Regions from separate parts of the Mus musculus genome. Here all the other regions are linked to region 2. The links are chromatin loops, found by intact Hi-C in ENCODE. Cell type or tissue: left cerebral cortex. All regions are shown on one strand. Region 1 holds the start of Siah2 (siah E3 ubiquitin protein ligase 2). Region 2 holds the start of Tsc22d2 (TSC22 domain family, member 2). Region 3 has its middle 36 kb from the start of Gm26166.

What was found. Hi-C counts contacts between places; a loop is a spot of excess contacts. Peaks named below come from ENCODE experiments on the same cell type or tissue, not always from the same donor. Only the 100,000 strongest peaks of a DNase experiment are listed, where the experiment ranks them.
Region 1: a loop joins it to region 2, with 8 times the contacts of the local background. A loop is called at or near these places in 13 of 42 quality-filtered maps.
Region 3: it touches region 2 in a loop (6-fold over the local background); 2 of 42 quality-filtered maps call a loop at or near these places.

Annotation. Positions count from the first base shown.
Region 1 is chr3:58,689,183-58,694,182 of GRCm38, forward strand. Siah2 (siah E3 ubiquitin protein ligase 2) reads right to left here and starts at 3,206. Exons shown (of 2, transcript NM_009174.3): 1 at 2,214-3,206. The coding sequence starts at 2,633. It overlaps 4930593A02Rik (RIKEN cDNA 4930593A02 gene), which reads left to right and starts at 3,407. Exons shown (of 9, transcript NR_045167.1): 1 at 3,407-3,439. In left cerebral cortex, CTCF peaks have their summits at 2,305 and 3,070; DNase peaks (open chromatin) are centred at 317, 1,689, 2,276, 2,992 and 3 more places; H3K4me3 peaks cover 3,798 bases; H3K27ac peaks cover 2,268 bases.
Region 2 is chr3:58,414,109-58,419,108 of GRCm38, forward strand. It overlaps Tsc22d2 (TSC22 domain family, member 2), which reads left to right and starts at 612. Exons shown (of 4, transcript NM_001081229.2): 1 at 612-3,505. The coding sequence starts at 1,581. In left cerebral cortex, CTCF peaks have their summits at 852, 1,053 and 2,379; DNase peaks (open chromatin) are centred at 596, 1,263, 1,691, 2,274 and 2 more places; H3K4me3 peaks cover 5,000 bases; H3K27ac peaks cover 3,175 bases.
Region 3 is chr3:58,252,282-58,257,281 of GRCm38, forward strand. No RefSeq gene overlaps it. Among named protein-coding and RNA genes, the nearest start is that of Gm26166, 36 kb to the right of the region's middle. In left cerebral cortex, no CTCF peak of the experiment used is centred here; a DNase peak (open chromatin) is centred at 1,877.

The DNA of each region.
Region 1 (5,000 bases), 280 kb after region 2:
AATAAGAGGAGCACCCATGCACTGTTGGGAGGAGTGTGAATTCACACAGCCGCAGTGGTAATCAGTGTGGTGGTTCCTCAGGAAGATGGGGATCTACCTCAAGACTCAGCTCTACCACTCTTGGGCACATATCCAAAGGGTGCTTCCTCCTACCGCAGTGACACTCGTTCAGACATGTTCATAATTCCTAGATGTCTCCCTAAAGAAGAATGGATAGAGAACGTGTGGAACGGTTTACACAGTGAGTATTACTCAGTCATTAAGAAGAATGCCATTTGCAGGTAAATAGAATTAGAAAGAGTTTATCCTGAGCGAGGCACAGTGATGGAGGACAGATGCTGACACACAGCATGCACAGGGTCCTCTGGGTGTATATTACGGCTTCCAGAATGGGAGAACAAGTGGGTCTCTGGCTGTGCCTTCTCTGGCTCCTTTCCTTATCGTTACCATTCCTTAGAAGCTTATTCTTTTCTAATGAGAGACAGAAAGGGGGATCAGAATGCAAGGGGAGGTGGGAAGGAACTGGGAGGAGCAGAGGGAGGGGAAATTATAATCAGGTTGTATTATAGGAGGGGGAAAATCTGCTTCCAATAAAAGGGGGCGGCATGAAACTATTTTATCCGAATTGCCCAGATGCAGCACCTGAGTTGAGTGAATTAGTAAGCAGGACCTGGGGTGGGGCTAAAGGCAAGCAAGTTAATAAGCTGACCCTATAGCCTAAACCCTTATTTGAATAAGCTATTTTAATTGGGTTTGTAGCTGGGCAGAAGGCCAAAGTAACTCACTCATTTTACTGACTTGACTATGAAGCCTAAAACGAAAATTTCCAGTGAGCTATTTTTAATTTAAAACAGCTCTTGCCCTAAAAATTAATCACTAAGGAGATAGGCAAGACAAAACAGTCTCAGGTAGAACAATTACTTTCATTAAAAAAAATCTCAGAAATATTAACATTATTCCCACCTATAAGTTCAGAAAATGAACTCCTTGACAGAGGTCTAGGTTAGAAAGAGGCATATAAATGAGACTGTGGGGAGTTTTGTAAGGGTTTCAGTGTTGGCAACAGGATGTTATAGCAGAACCACACAATGTAATGCTATCAGTCATTTAAAATACAGGAGATCAAGTCAAGTTTCAGGTGAGGATATTATTAGTAAACCTGGTTGGCAGAGGAAAAAAAAAACACTATCTCTGTGAGTATTAAAAAAAAGAAGCTTTCAGATATAGACATGCATGATTCCATTAATTTAGCCGTGAGGATGTAAACACAGGTCCTAAACAAACCATTGGAGCCATGGGAATGAGAGCTCGGACTTTGACTTGTGGTTTGCCCACCCCACCCCACCCCCCAGCACAGGCAACTAAATAAAATGCTGTCACTGGAGAGAGAACTAATAACGCTCTTAAGTGTCTGCGTTGAGTCCTTGTGGACTCGAGTTCATCGCAGTTAGTCAAACAAACAAACCAAAACAAAAACCAAACAGCAGCTACAACTTCTGAGTCCTCCGCAAGTCTGGGAAGCTGAGAGAAGGCGTGGCTTGCTGGGTTTTCTGGGCTCCCGTGCTAAGCAGGCAGTATCCGCTTCCCCTTACAAAGCGCTCTCTCAAGTGCTCCAGATCTTGGGCACTGGGTCCAGGAGGAATCCAGGACCGTTCTCGCCAAGCTCAGCGCTGGAAACCGTCCGCTTCCTTCCTCCACAATCTCCACTGCCAGCTTCCCTGTTCACATTAAGCTGCCCAGGCTTTATAGAGCACACCCCTGCGGTGGACGCGGCGGCACTTGGCTGGGAGAGCTGGGATGCTTCTAAACCGTCATCAAGTGCCAACTTATCTACAGTCAGTGCTCCGGCAAACGTCAACCCTAGTTGCTAGTTCCCAAAATGGACAGGTTGGCCTGGAAACAATAGACAAGGTACACACACGTACACACCGGAGACAGAGAGAGTGCGCCAGAGAGAGAGAGAGAGAGAGAGAGAGAGAGAGAGAGAGAGAGAGAGAGAGAGAGAGAGAGAGAGAGAGAGAGAGGGAGGAGAGAGAGAGAGACAGACAGAGAGAGAGAGAGAGAGAGAGAGAGAGAGAGAGGAGAGGAGAAAGACAGACAGACAGATGGAAACAGTGAAATGCCATTCGCCTCTTAGGGCCTTCAAGTGCGCTGGAGGGCACCGGAACTCTGGAAGGTTCCTTGGCAGATCTGCGGATGGTGGCTGGACTTACCTTACAGGGAAACAGAACTGCCGAGGCGACCTTCTCCATAGCCAGGTTCCTGATGCTGGGCGTTAGGGCGCCCCTGCACGTCGGGCAGCAGCTTAACTTCTGGCGGCATTGGTTACACACCAGGTGCCCGGCCTGGCACTGCAGAATGGGGGGCAGGACATAGTCAAAGCAGACCGGGCACTCGAAGAGCGAGGTCAGCTCGTGGTGCTGCGGGGACACCGGGTCGGCCCCGCCGCCGGCTCCGGGGCCTGAGATCACCGCTGCCGCGGCGGGCACCGCGGACGAGCCGGGGCCCGCTGCCGAGATGGTGGCGGCGGCCGGGGGCGCAGCCGGGGACGGGGCGTGCGGGGTCTGAGGCGGCGGCGGCTGCTTGCTGCAGGGTTTGTTAGCGCTGGGGCCGGTGGAGGACGGGCGGCTCATCGCGCTCCGAGCCCACCATGGACCTGCGGGCGTCTGCCTGCCGCGGGGCCGCCCGGGTTAAGGCGGTGCGCGCCCCGCGGGTGGCGGGCTCCGGGGCAACGCCACGGCGCCCAGCCCGGGGGACCCAGCGCGGACCCGACCGGCACCGGGAGGGCGGGGACCGGACCGCGCCGATCCTCTCGGCGGCACCCGGATGGTCGTCGCTCTCGGGGCTCGCGGCCGTGCGGTGCCCTCCTCCGGCGGCGTTCTGGTGCGCAGAGCCCTGGCCCACTCGCTTCAGGAGCGGCAGCTGACGCAAGCCCCGGGGGCGCGCGCGGACGTGACGCTAAGACACGTGTGCGGCCGACCCGGCACTCAGGGACTGGCAGAGCCACCCTGCGGCCCGCGCAGCTCCGCCCGACCCAGCTGGCAGCGCCCGAGCGGTTTCCTCGCTGGGAGCCCTTGAATGAGTCGATCGCCGCCGCGTGGGGTCGCTTCTCTGCGACAGTGGAAGCCGGCAGCCCAGGGAAAGGACGTAGCCCGAGTCTCCCGACCCTTCCCAGGGGACCTACGCCGACCCGCACCGACTCCAGCTAGAAGGGCAACTGCTGGCCCGGCGTGGGCGTGGAGGGCGCGCGAGTGCGCCGGGGGCGGGGCGGGGCTGGGCGGGGCGGGGGGCGGGGCTCGGAATCCCACGTTTCTTTTAGCCATTGACGCGCTGGAGCAGCTGGCGATCAGGCTACTCGGCCGGTAGCTTGACACGCGGGGGCGGGACCCGGAGTCGGGCGGGAGCCGCGCGAAGGCCTCGGGTGTGGCCCGGCAGTTAGGTACGAGGGTGGGCTCTTCAGTGGTTGGGACCTTAACGCTAGGTTTTCCTTCGAAAGCCCACTGGCGAAAGCTTCTTGGAATTGGCCGCCTCTGATTGAGAGAACCTGAACCTCTTTGACAACTCTGACTCGATGGAGAATTAAAACCTCCAAGGAATACCATACACGTGGGTTGGGTTTGTGAGGCCCCAAATGACAGGAGACCCTCTGGTGCCTGAGTCCTTAACGTCTAGTCCTGGTCCAAACCTTAGGCTTTTAGCTTACTTACCTGGGGCTTTGGGAAGAAGGAAATGGGTGAGGTCAACCTACCCCTTACCAACCCTCAGCTTGACAGGATTGGTGCTGGATTCTTCCTGAGTTGTCTTTGTACACCCGACATATGGAAAGTCTCTAAGATCCCCATCTTAGAGGTGTAAAAGGCACCCACGGGAGCTGGAGGGACGCCTCAACATACTACTCTTAGAGGACCAGACTTTGGTCCCCAGCACCCACAACTGCCTGTAACCCCAGCTCCAGGGGATCTGATACCATTTGGTACCAGTACACATTATATACACACATGCCCATAAATAAAAATAAACCTTAAGTGTGGTGGGGGTGGGACAGGGGACATCTACAGCCTACCTTCCGGTCTAGCAATAAGAGAACTCTCCGAGGGTTCCCCTAGTCTCAGTAAAACTTATTTCCAGGTACTCTTCACCATTCAGAACCCCAGAATTAGAGAGCGCCTGAGAGTTTGGAGTGAACCGTATAATGGACATACCCTGCACACAATTGCTATGGCAAGCGTTTTATGCCTGAACTGATGACACTGGAATTGGAAAAAGCTAGTATTGATACTCTTTGTAGGAAAACAGAGATTAGTCAGGATAGGGTAAAATAGTGCCCTGTGACTTCGAGCGAAATTCTTTTTAATATCCTGACTTAGTTTGTGACTGTCTTGTGTGCACACGTGGAGGTCAGAGGACAGGTTTGTGGGAGTCGACTTTCTCAAGTTGGCAGGCTTGATGCAGGCACCACTACCCTCCTGAGCCACCTTCCTGGCTCCAGTCTCCTACTCTGTAAAAGTGAATTTAAACAATTTGAGTTTCTCTGTGCCATTCTTGTAGAACCTCATCCATCATAGCCACCTTGTAAATGATAGCCGTAGTTTAAAAATAACAGTGAATATTTATTATTAGAGTCAATGAATAGAATCTGCTCAAAGAAAAAAAAACAAAGTTAAATTTTGTAATCTAGAAAGACTTCATGAGTAACTGGGTTATCTAAAGTTGTAGAGAAAAACTTAGTGATACATGCCACCTAATCACCCTGCAAATATTCCCTTTGTGTATGCCAGCCACTGTCCTGAGAAGAGTTCTTACTCATTTAAATTCTAGGACAGAAGCAGGAGTGGTAAACCGCTCAGGCAGGGCAAAGGATCTCCGAGGTTTGGGAAATGTCCAGACTGCAGGCCTATAAACTCAGCTCCTTAGGGGTGCTGAGTGAGAAGGATGCTAAACTCAAAGGCTACCTGAGTTACAAAGTGACTTCAAGGCCGGCATGAACAACTTAGTGATAC
Region 2 (5,000 bases):
GTGAAAATTTGGAATATGTTATTAACTCCTAATCTTTTTCGAAACCGACTTTACTTTGGGCAAGTAACCATCCCTGTCGCCGCCGCTTTTTATAGACAGAATTTCTGTCTGAAAGATCATCTTTCTAACTCAGTCTGGCTTGATGTTCTGTGTTAGTCACCCTCGTTTCTCTTAAATCTCACTTCTCCCACTATCCTAGTTAACATATATTTTCAGGACTTTTAACCCGGTTCGCTTTCTCCAGCTATGCACCTCTTCGGCAGCTGGATCGCCCTACTTTTTTCCCCTATCGCCCAGGTTCCTCTAAGACTATGCTAAACATTAGACCGAGCACATGACCTCCAGTCATCCAGGATCGCCACACGCCGGCCCTAAACCATGCGATGCCCCAGGCTTACAAATTAAAACCGTCTTCTGGCTTTTCCTCTCCTAGTGAACCTGCAGTGTGGAAATTTAAATTTAAAAATTTTTTAAATAAAAGAACCCGCTCCCTTTTCTCTACCCCCTTGGCCCCGCCCACGAACCCCCCTCAAGCCTCCACGCGAAGCCGCAGGAAACCGGAGGGGGCGGGGCGGTGACGTCACGACGCCGGCGCGTCACGGAACGGCGGCGGCTGCGGCGCTGGCGGTGGCTGCGGCAGCGGCGGCATTTTAGTCTGCGGCGGCAGCGGCTGCGGGGCTGCTGCTCCTCCCAGCATCCCTGGCGCGGCCATTTCAGCCCCATCTTGGCCGAGTGGAGGGAGCTGCAGCCGCTGCTTCAGCAGTTTGAATTTCTGTTTTGTTTTGTTTTGTTTTTTCCCTCCGGAGTCTCCGAGCCGGCCGCGCCGCGGAGAAGCGGAAGGCGCCGCCACCGGTTCCCCTCACGCCGCCGAGCACCTCCGCTCGCTTGCCGTTCCTTCAGCCGCCGCCGCCGCCCCTCACGCGCCTCAGAGCCGCGAGGAGGCCGGGCCCGCCGCCGCCGCGGGTGGCTCCCTGAGGGAGGCCAGACTGCCGGCCTTCCCCGCCCCCGAGCGGGCTTCCGCCGCCACCGCCGGCATGGCCCCCGGACTGCGCTCGGGCTAGAGCCCGGGACGGAGGGCTGCCTCCCGCCGCGGACCTCCAGCCCCGTCCGTCAGGAAGCGCCGGTCCCGGCCTCGCCGCTCCGCCTTCTTCCTCCGCGTCGCCGCGCGGGAGCAGCCGCGGGACCCGGCCAGGAGAGCCCGAGCGGGGCAGAACCGCCCCTCACGCCGCCGCCGCCGCCTCCTGCGCCCTGCGCTCCACCCCCAGCCGGGCCTGCTGACCGCGCCGAGCGCCGGGCTGGACTGACCGCGGAGGCTGAGCTGTTGGAGCAGCCGGCCCGCCCCTGGACCACGCTCGGGCCGTCGCTGAGGAGTTGAATTGAGGCACCCCTGCCGCGGGAGGTGAGGAGGGAGGAGGAGGATGTCGCGCCGAGACGCCGGCGCCCAGAGCAGCCCGTGACTTGGCGGCGTGGGCCGTAGACCCAGGCGCGAACTCGGACTTTGTCTTTGGGGGCCCGTGCTCGGCCCTTCTCGGTTTCCGGTGGGGTCCCAGAGGAGCCTCTGCCCTCCAGCCTCTTCCACCATGTCCAAGATGCCGGCCAAGAAGAAGAGCTGCTTCCAGATCACCAGTGTCACCACGGCTCAGGTGGCCACCAGCATCACCGAGGACACCGAGAGCCTGGACGACCCGGACGAGTCGCGCACGGAGGACGTGTCCTCCGAGATCTTCGACGTTTCCCGGGCCACGGATTACGGCCCGGAGGAGGTGTGCGAGCGTAGCTCCTCGGAAGAGACGCTCAACAATGTCGGGGATGCGGAAACTCCCGGGACCGTGTCCCCGAACCTCATCCTGGATGGGCAGCTGGCAGCCGCTTCAGCTGCGCCCGCCAACGGAGGCGGCGGTGGCGTGTCGGCCCGGAGCGTGGCGGGGGCACTCGCCCAGACCCTGGCGGCGGCCGCCGCTTCGGTGTCCACTCCTGGGCCGAGTAGTGCAACTCCATCTCAGCCCCCTGCCACTTGTAGTTCGCGTTTCCGCGTGATCAAACTAGACCACGGGAGCGGGGAGCCGTACCGGCGCGGCCGATGGACGTGTATGGAATACTACGAGCGGGATTCGGATAGCAGCGTCCTCACCAGGTCCGGGGATTGCATTAGACACAGCAATACTTTGGAGCAGACTGCGGAGCGGGACAGCGGCCTGGGAGCCACCGGAGGGTCGGTGGTGGTGGTGGTGGCCTCCATGCAGGGGGCGCACGGGCTGGACTCGGGAACTGACAGCTCCTTGACTGCTGTGTCACAGCTACCCCCGTCGGAGAAAATGAGCCAGCCCACTCTCGCCCAGCCGCAGAGTTTCAGCGTCGGGCAGCCGCAGCCTCCACCGCCCGTAGGTGGGGCTGTGGCTCCAAGTTCGGCGTCGCTGCCGCCGTTCCCGGGAGCGGCGACCGGGCCGCAGCCAATGACAGCAGCCGTTCAGCCAACCCAGCTCCAGGGAGCCGTGGCCGGAGGCGCCCTCCCCGGGCCTGTCGGTCAGGGGCTGCCGCCGCCGCCGAATGTCAACCTGGCGCAGCCTGTGGCCCTGGCAGCTCAGCCCGGCCCGGCCGGCGGCTCCTCGTTGTCACAGCAGTTCGCCTATCCCCAGCCTCAGATACCACCCGGGCATTTGTTGCCGATGCAGCCATCCGGCCAGAGTGAGTACCTGCCGCCGCACGTGGCCCTGCAGCCGCCAAGCCCTGCGCAGCCCTTGTCTACCAGCGCTAGCGCCACCTCTGCTTCCGCGGCCAGCTTTCCTCTGGGGTCTGGCCAGAGCGTCTCCTCCTTGGGTGCCCAGATGATGGGCGCCTCCGCCCAGCCCAGTGAAGCTGTGGCCCCGGGTCCGGTTCCTGTAGGCCAGGCCGCTCCTTGTCAGCCGGCCGGAGTGGCCCCAGCTGCTCTAGGAGGCGTGGTGCAGCCAGGCTCCGGGCTTACTGGGGTTGGGCAGCCCCAGCCCGTGCAGCCTCCGCAGCAGATGGGTGGCAGTGGTCAGCTGCCAGCCGTGCCTGGTGGTCCTCACACCGTGGTGCCCGGAGTTCCAAACGTGCCTGCAGCGGTACCCGTTCCAAGCGTGCCTAGTGTGCCCACCACTTCTGTTACTATGCCAAATGTACCCGCGCCTCTGGGCCAGTCTCAGCAGCTGAGCAGCCATACGCCAGTCAGCCGGAGCAGCAGCGTCATCCAGCAAGTTGGTTCACCCTTAGCTCAAGGCACACACAGTGCACCAACAAGTCTACCACAGTCTGACCTAAGCCAGTTTCAGACTCAGACCCAGCCTTTAGTCGGGCAAGTTGACGATACTAGAAGAAAATCAGAACCCCTACCTCAAGCACCACTTTCTCTCATTGCTGAAAGTAAGCCTGTTGTGAAGCCTCCAGTTGCAGATGCCCTGACAAACCCTCTTCAGTTAACACCTATGAACAGTCTGGCCACCTCTGTATTCAGCATAGCTATTCCTGTTGATGGTGATGAAGACAGGTATGTACATTTTTTTAAATTTTGAATATCTGATAGAGTTGCTTGCCCCAAATATCTTAAGATGCAGTTTGGGGAGTTTGTTTCCACTTAGGGTCTTTATTTTTAAAACTTAAATTTGGTAAAAATCAATTCAAAGTTTTGAAGTAAGGAGACAAAAGTCACGGGATTTTTGTTGTTGTTGTTTTGTTTTTGTTTTCTTTTTAAGCAATTAAATGGATAGTGATTCAACATGATTGATGTATTTCAGCTTAATAGTTTGAAGATGAGAGCTGGTATTGCCCCCCCCCCCTTCAGTAAGAAAGAGGGTCCCTTTCTAAGGTAGTAAATTACTTTTTAATGTTTATGGTAGAGTTTTGCCTGAGTTGGTAAGACTGAAAACCAGAAAGCCTTTTCCTGGGGGCAGGGAAGTGATGGAATAGAAGCAGTCTCCATCAGTGAATTTGGAAGACTGGAGAGAATGATAAAATGTGAAGTCTAGCTTTGACTATCCCTAAGTGAGTCTATAGAAGGGGGTCGTGAGAATTCCCAGTAACTTTTCAAAGATAATATTTTTGTTTAAGCAAAAGAGGAAAAAAAGCAAAGAAAAAGTACTGGGAAAATGGATGTTCTCCTATCAGTCTTTAGTGTAGGAAAGGGAGGTGTGGAATGCTTAAACAGTAGTAAAAACTAGAGTTTTGAAATGTCTGTAACCAACTCCCTCTACCTAGAGTGTAAGGATTGCTTTTTTAATAGTTTAGGTAAAAATTAGTGTATTACTACACTATTCAATAGTGGTGGTGTTTGGTTGTGGCCTACTTAGGAATTGTAGGGGGTTTTTTGGTTTGTTCTTTAGGAGCTGTCACATAGACCTTTGACATTACATAATTCCAACCTTGTTAAAAACTTAATTGCAGTTTAACACTACATTAAAAATTACAGGGAAAGAGTTGGGTATCTTCTTACATTGTATGTTTTTGAGAGAGGTTAATTTTAGGAGCTAAAAGGGTCAGAATTTGGTATGATCTAGAATCGTTAGTTATGTAGAAGACTACCATGAAATAATAAAGCTTCTCTTCAGCATTTTAGACTCACACAGCCTTAACTTTTGACTTCCAGTTATCCTTGTTTTATTTTATATATATATTTCTGCTAGTTTAAAAATGCTGACTGGAATTCATTCATCACTGTTTTTTGTGATTCAGAATTCATGATTTTTGTAGTCAAGTTGTGGGAAATCTGTTGCACTTGAGAACTCAGTGTTCTTAAGTGTGCTAGTCGGCCAGCCGGTCACTGAAACATTTAGTGGGATTAAAAAAAAAAAGAAAGAAAGAAAACTGACTTCATGAGCAACTCAAAACAACAACAACAAAACCCCCTCTGTTCTCTAGTTGCTCCTATTTTCAAGGGTAGGGCCACATATAACAGGAAGGTGGAGTTTACCTTTCACCTTTGATGGTGGTCAATAGCACCTTATCTTTTCTAGCTAGCAGCAACCTCTATTTTCTAAGTAAGTTAT
Region 3 (5,000 bases), 160 kb before region 2:
GCCTGTGCCTGTGCCTGTGCCTGTGCCTGTGCCTGTGCCTGTGCCTGTGCCTGTGCCTGTGCCTGTGCCTGTGCCTGTGCCTGTCTGTGTCTGTGCCTGTGTCTGTGTCTGTGCCTGTGCCTGTGCCTGTGTTTGTCTGTGTCTGTGTCTGTGTCTGTGCCTGAGCCCTGTGCCTGTGCCTGTGCCTGTGCCTGTGCCTGTGCCTGTGCCTGTGCCTGTGCCTGTGCCTGTGCCTGTGCCTGTGCCTATCTGTGCCTGTGTCTGTCTGTGTCTGTGTCTGTGCCTGAGCCCTGTGCCTGTGCCTGTGCCTGTGTCTGTGCCTGTCTGTGCCTGTGTCTGTCTGTGTCTGTGCCTGTGCCTGTGTCTGTGCCTGTCTGTGTCTGTGTCTGTGCCTGTGCCTGTGCCTGTGTCTGTCTGTGTCTGTGCCTGTGCCTGTGCCTGTGCCTGTGCCTGTGCCTGTGCCTGTGCCTGTGCCTGTGCCTGTGCCTGTCTGTGTCTGTGCCTGTGTCTGTGTCTGTGCCTGTGCCTGTGCCTGTGTTTGTCTGTGTCTGTGTCTGTGTCTGTGCCTGAGCCCTGTGCCTGTGCCTGTGCCTGTGCCTGTGCCTGTGCCTGTGCCTGTGCCTGTGCCTGTGCCTGTGCCTGTGCCTGTGCCTATCTGTGCCTGTGTCTGTCTGTGTCTGTGTCTGTGCCTGAGCCCTGTGCCTGTGCCTGTGCCTGTGTCTGTGCCTGTCTGTGCCTGTGTCTGTCTGTGTCTGTGCCTGTGCCTGTGTCTGTGCCTGTCTGTGTCTGTGTCTGTGCCTGTGCCTGTGCCTGTGTCTGTCTGTGTCTGTGCCTGTGCCTGTGCCTGTGCCTGTGCCTGTGCCTGTGCCTGTGCCTGTGCCTGTGCCTGTGCCTGTGCCTGTGCCTGTCTGTGCCTGTGCCTGTTCCTGTGCCTGTGCCTGTGCCTGTCTGTGCCTGTGCCTGTGCCTGTGCCTGTGCCTGTGCCTGTGCCTGTGCCTGTGCCTGTGCCTGTGCCTGAGCCTGAGCCTGTGCCTGTCTGTGCCTGTGCCTGTGCCTGTGCCTGTGCCTGTGCCTGTGCCTGTGCCTGTGCCTGTGCCTGTGCCTGTGCCTGTGCCTGTGCCTGTGCCTGTGCCTGTCTGTGCCTGTGCCTGTTCCTGTGCCTGTGCCTGTGCCTGTGCCTGTGCCTGTGCCTGTGCCTGTGCCTGTGCCTGTGCCTGTGCCTGTGCCTGTGCCTAATCCTGAGCCTGAGCCTGAGCCTGTGAATAGATCTACAACTGAATAACCTGCAGCTAAGCCTGACAACCTAAGTTTGATCCTCAAGAATCCACATGGTGGAAGAAGAGACTAATTCCCAAAAAGTTATCTTTTGACCTATATAAACACACACAATTAATTATTTAATTAATGTAAAACTTGTTTTAAAAGGTACCTAAAATGTACCTTTTTTAGCAAATCTCAAGTGTGCAGCATTCCTCCAGTCCTCGTAGTGAGCATTAGTTCTTCATTCTCCTTCATCTTGCAGAACCACAACTGTGTTATCCTTCTTGATTCTTTTATCCTGATACGCTGACTATCCATTTTCCTGAGGTGCCTGATTTTATTTCAGATGCTACATATATGTTCCCAGTCAATGTTTTTCCTTCCTATGTCTGGCTGGCTTGACTTTGCTCCCTGGGCTCATCTGTGTTCTCAGAAATCACAGATCTTCTTACTGAGGCTGGACAATATTCTACTGTGTGTATACGTGCTATGTTTCTCCATCTCCTCTGCTGATAGACACTTAGGTTGTTTCCGTCTCATGGACATTGTGAATGATGCTTCAGTAAACGTGGGCGTACAGCTATCTTCCCGAGGTGGTGATTTCATTTCCTTTGGGTGTATGCCCAGAAGAGCGATTGCTGGGCATACAGTGGCTCTATTTTTAATTTGTTTAGGAACCTTTACACCATTTTCCACTGTGGCTGAATCAATCTGTGTTCCTACCAACTGCTCCATTTTCTGCGCATCTCTCCCAAAATTATCTCTTCCCTTTTTCTAAATCCTAGACACGGATTTACTACATGGTGGTGTCTCTATTAACTATCAACAATGTATGAGTCACATCTTTCAATGTTTTTTCATGAATGCAAGGCTGGAATCTAAACCTGTTGGGGAGAACTTAGGAATCTTTTCATTTTTTTTTTAAATTATTCTTAAATGTCCTGAATGGAGCTGATTCTTTTATAAATCATTCTTTGTGGTCCTGACTGAGTGTTAAAACTTGTTATGTTGAGAAAGTTTACTAAAAAGAGACTCCAAGCCACAGAGAGAAAAAAATATTTCTATAACTTACCACAATCTGCCATTCCAATGACTGGAAAATGTAGAAAACCTTCTCTGACTTTGAAAAATAAATGTTTTCTTTTGTAAAAGTACCATCCATACAGTTACTCGTTCCATAAACAAATATCTTCATCCTTACCACCTGTGTTAACAATCCTAGCAAACCAAAGAGACATTCAGAGGCTCCTAAATAGAATCCTGAACATCAAAATGGAGTAATCTGTGTGGAATGATTAAATAATAATAATGCCAAGAACACAAATCTCTCTCTCTCTCTCTCTCTCTCTCTCTCTCTCTCTCTCTCTCTCTCAATTCAGTAATTTTTTATTATCAGTCACATGCTTCATAGGAAAAATGTAGGGAAAGGGTCAAGTCTTTAAAAAAAAAAAAACCTATCCAAACAAACCAAAAGCAAGTTTGTACACATCCTTCTATTTAGTAGCATGAGCAGGGCTCTTCCCCGCAGGAGCCTCAGCAGCTACGCTTGTCTGAAGTATCTCTTTGCAGCTGCAACCCTAGGCAGCAAAACCTCAGGGGTTTTGCAGGGGGAGCTTTTGCACAGGCTTCTACAAGGACACTGGGACATGTGCAACAGCCAGGTGCTTCAGGAGTCATTGGCACCTACTTAGAACAGAAGCAGCACCCAAAGTCAGAAAACAGATGCATCCAGATGTGCTAGATCTTGGAGACAAGGTGGAAAGGACTCACGGGTTTTAGGTGCTTAAAATCTAAAATGTTTATGGCTAAAACTATGGGGAAAATACAGCCAGAAGTATCATGCTAACTGTCCAACACTCTCTGCAGCAAGAACCACCTGATTTCAACAAACGTTCACTGATCTCTGGCTAGCAATAAGATGTCTTGAGTAGACTAACAGAGCCGTGTTTGTGCCCTCTATCCAAGTTGCTCACAGCCCAGTGGGGGTGATTCACTCTGTGCCCCCATTCCAGTCAACAGATTGGAGTCACAAGATGAATGTCAAAATTCAGAGAACAAAAATTGGAAAAATCTTCCGATGGCTGTCTGAGACAAACTTTGAAAACAATGACAGAGCTAGTCAGGAAAGGAAGAACTAGGGAGGAAGGAACCTGAAACAGTGGACTTCCCGACATTAATACCACTTAGTCTACTATTGAAATAGTTTGGGTTTGCTTGTGAGCATGCTTGGTTTTGTCTGTACAGGGTTGTATCTTTAGGTCAGAAAATGGTGCTGGGAGGAAAACCCACTAAAGGGAGGGAACCTGAACCAGACACCTTAAAAAAAAATGGCTCAATTGCTGACCACCTCCCAGGTGAGTTAGAAGTGATGGATTACAGACAAGGCACTCCTAGTAGCCACCAACAGGGAGCCCAGATTTGTAAGCTACCTATAGATAGAGCTATTGGCCTTTCCCTTGATCACCCAGTGTTCTTTGCAAAGGTTCTATAATATATTGGTAGAAAATAGGAAAGCTGTGGAAAAAATACATTTTTAAAAATGTATTTATTTGAAAATTTGTTGAGTTGCTTTATTTGTCATATATTTTTTAAGTACTATTTTTTTATTGTTGTTGTTGTTTTAGGTTTTTGGTATTGTTTGTTTTGTGTTTTGTTTTAGGAGAACTTGAGTCTTTGGTTTTTGTCTGGATTCCTCACTCGCTTATCCCAGCTCTAAGTTGGAAGCACTCAACTTCGTAGAAAGGACCGACCCATTACCACGAGGGACAGGCCCTGTCAACCGAAGGGAGAATAAGATGCCAGGTCACTCATGAAAGGACAGAGGAAGAGTACTCTCAGAAAAGCTTCAGAATAGACCATTTAAATGGCCCCAGTGTCTGAGAAAGAGCTATCTCAGTACACATTAAGTTGTTGTATAGTGCCCAAGAACAGAGTGGGGAGCAGTGCTTGACCTGGAATTCAAAGGAGCTCTGGAGGCACCTGCAACAGCACACGAGAACAAGACTGTAGGTGTCCGAGACAGGATGGAACTCAGCTTCACTGGTAAACATCCGGATATGTCGGACAGTAGAGTCAACCTAGTTCTCTATCTCCAGCCTCATATTCTCTGCCTGCCTGAAATAAGAGCAAATATTGGTTGAACATTTACTATGAATGTTTCCCAGCTTTTCCACAGGAAGTGATAGATGAGTGAATTTTAATCTATTTTTTTAATAACGGAACATTTCCATAAAATAAGGTCTCTGATGGCTCCCCTGTACACACACAGAGGGAAGGGGCATGCATATTTAGAAGTTGAAAGGTGAACCATTTCCTCACACAATATCAGACTGTGGCTGCCATTGTATTGCTGAACTATAATCTATCACACATTTGAGAAGCAAACTATTCTCACTAGGTGAGTGTTTTTTGTTTAGAGTTTTATTTTTGTCAATGTGAGGTGACATATTTAGACCCAATTTGGTCTCAAACTCATGGCAATCCTCCTGTCTCAGATTTCCAAGTGATGAGATTGCAGGCATGGGCCCAGCCTTAATTTTTAAAATAACAAAATTAATCCAATCAAATGTATATTTGTGGATCCCTAACTTTCTTCTATGGCCTCCTTGGTTTCTAGTTAAAAAGTTGCTAGGTAAGCGTTGCTTTGAATCTACTTCTGAGTCTGTACCAGATGGTTTAAAAAAATAAAACAAACACACACACACACACACACACAAACTGTGAAAAACACAGAGCAATGG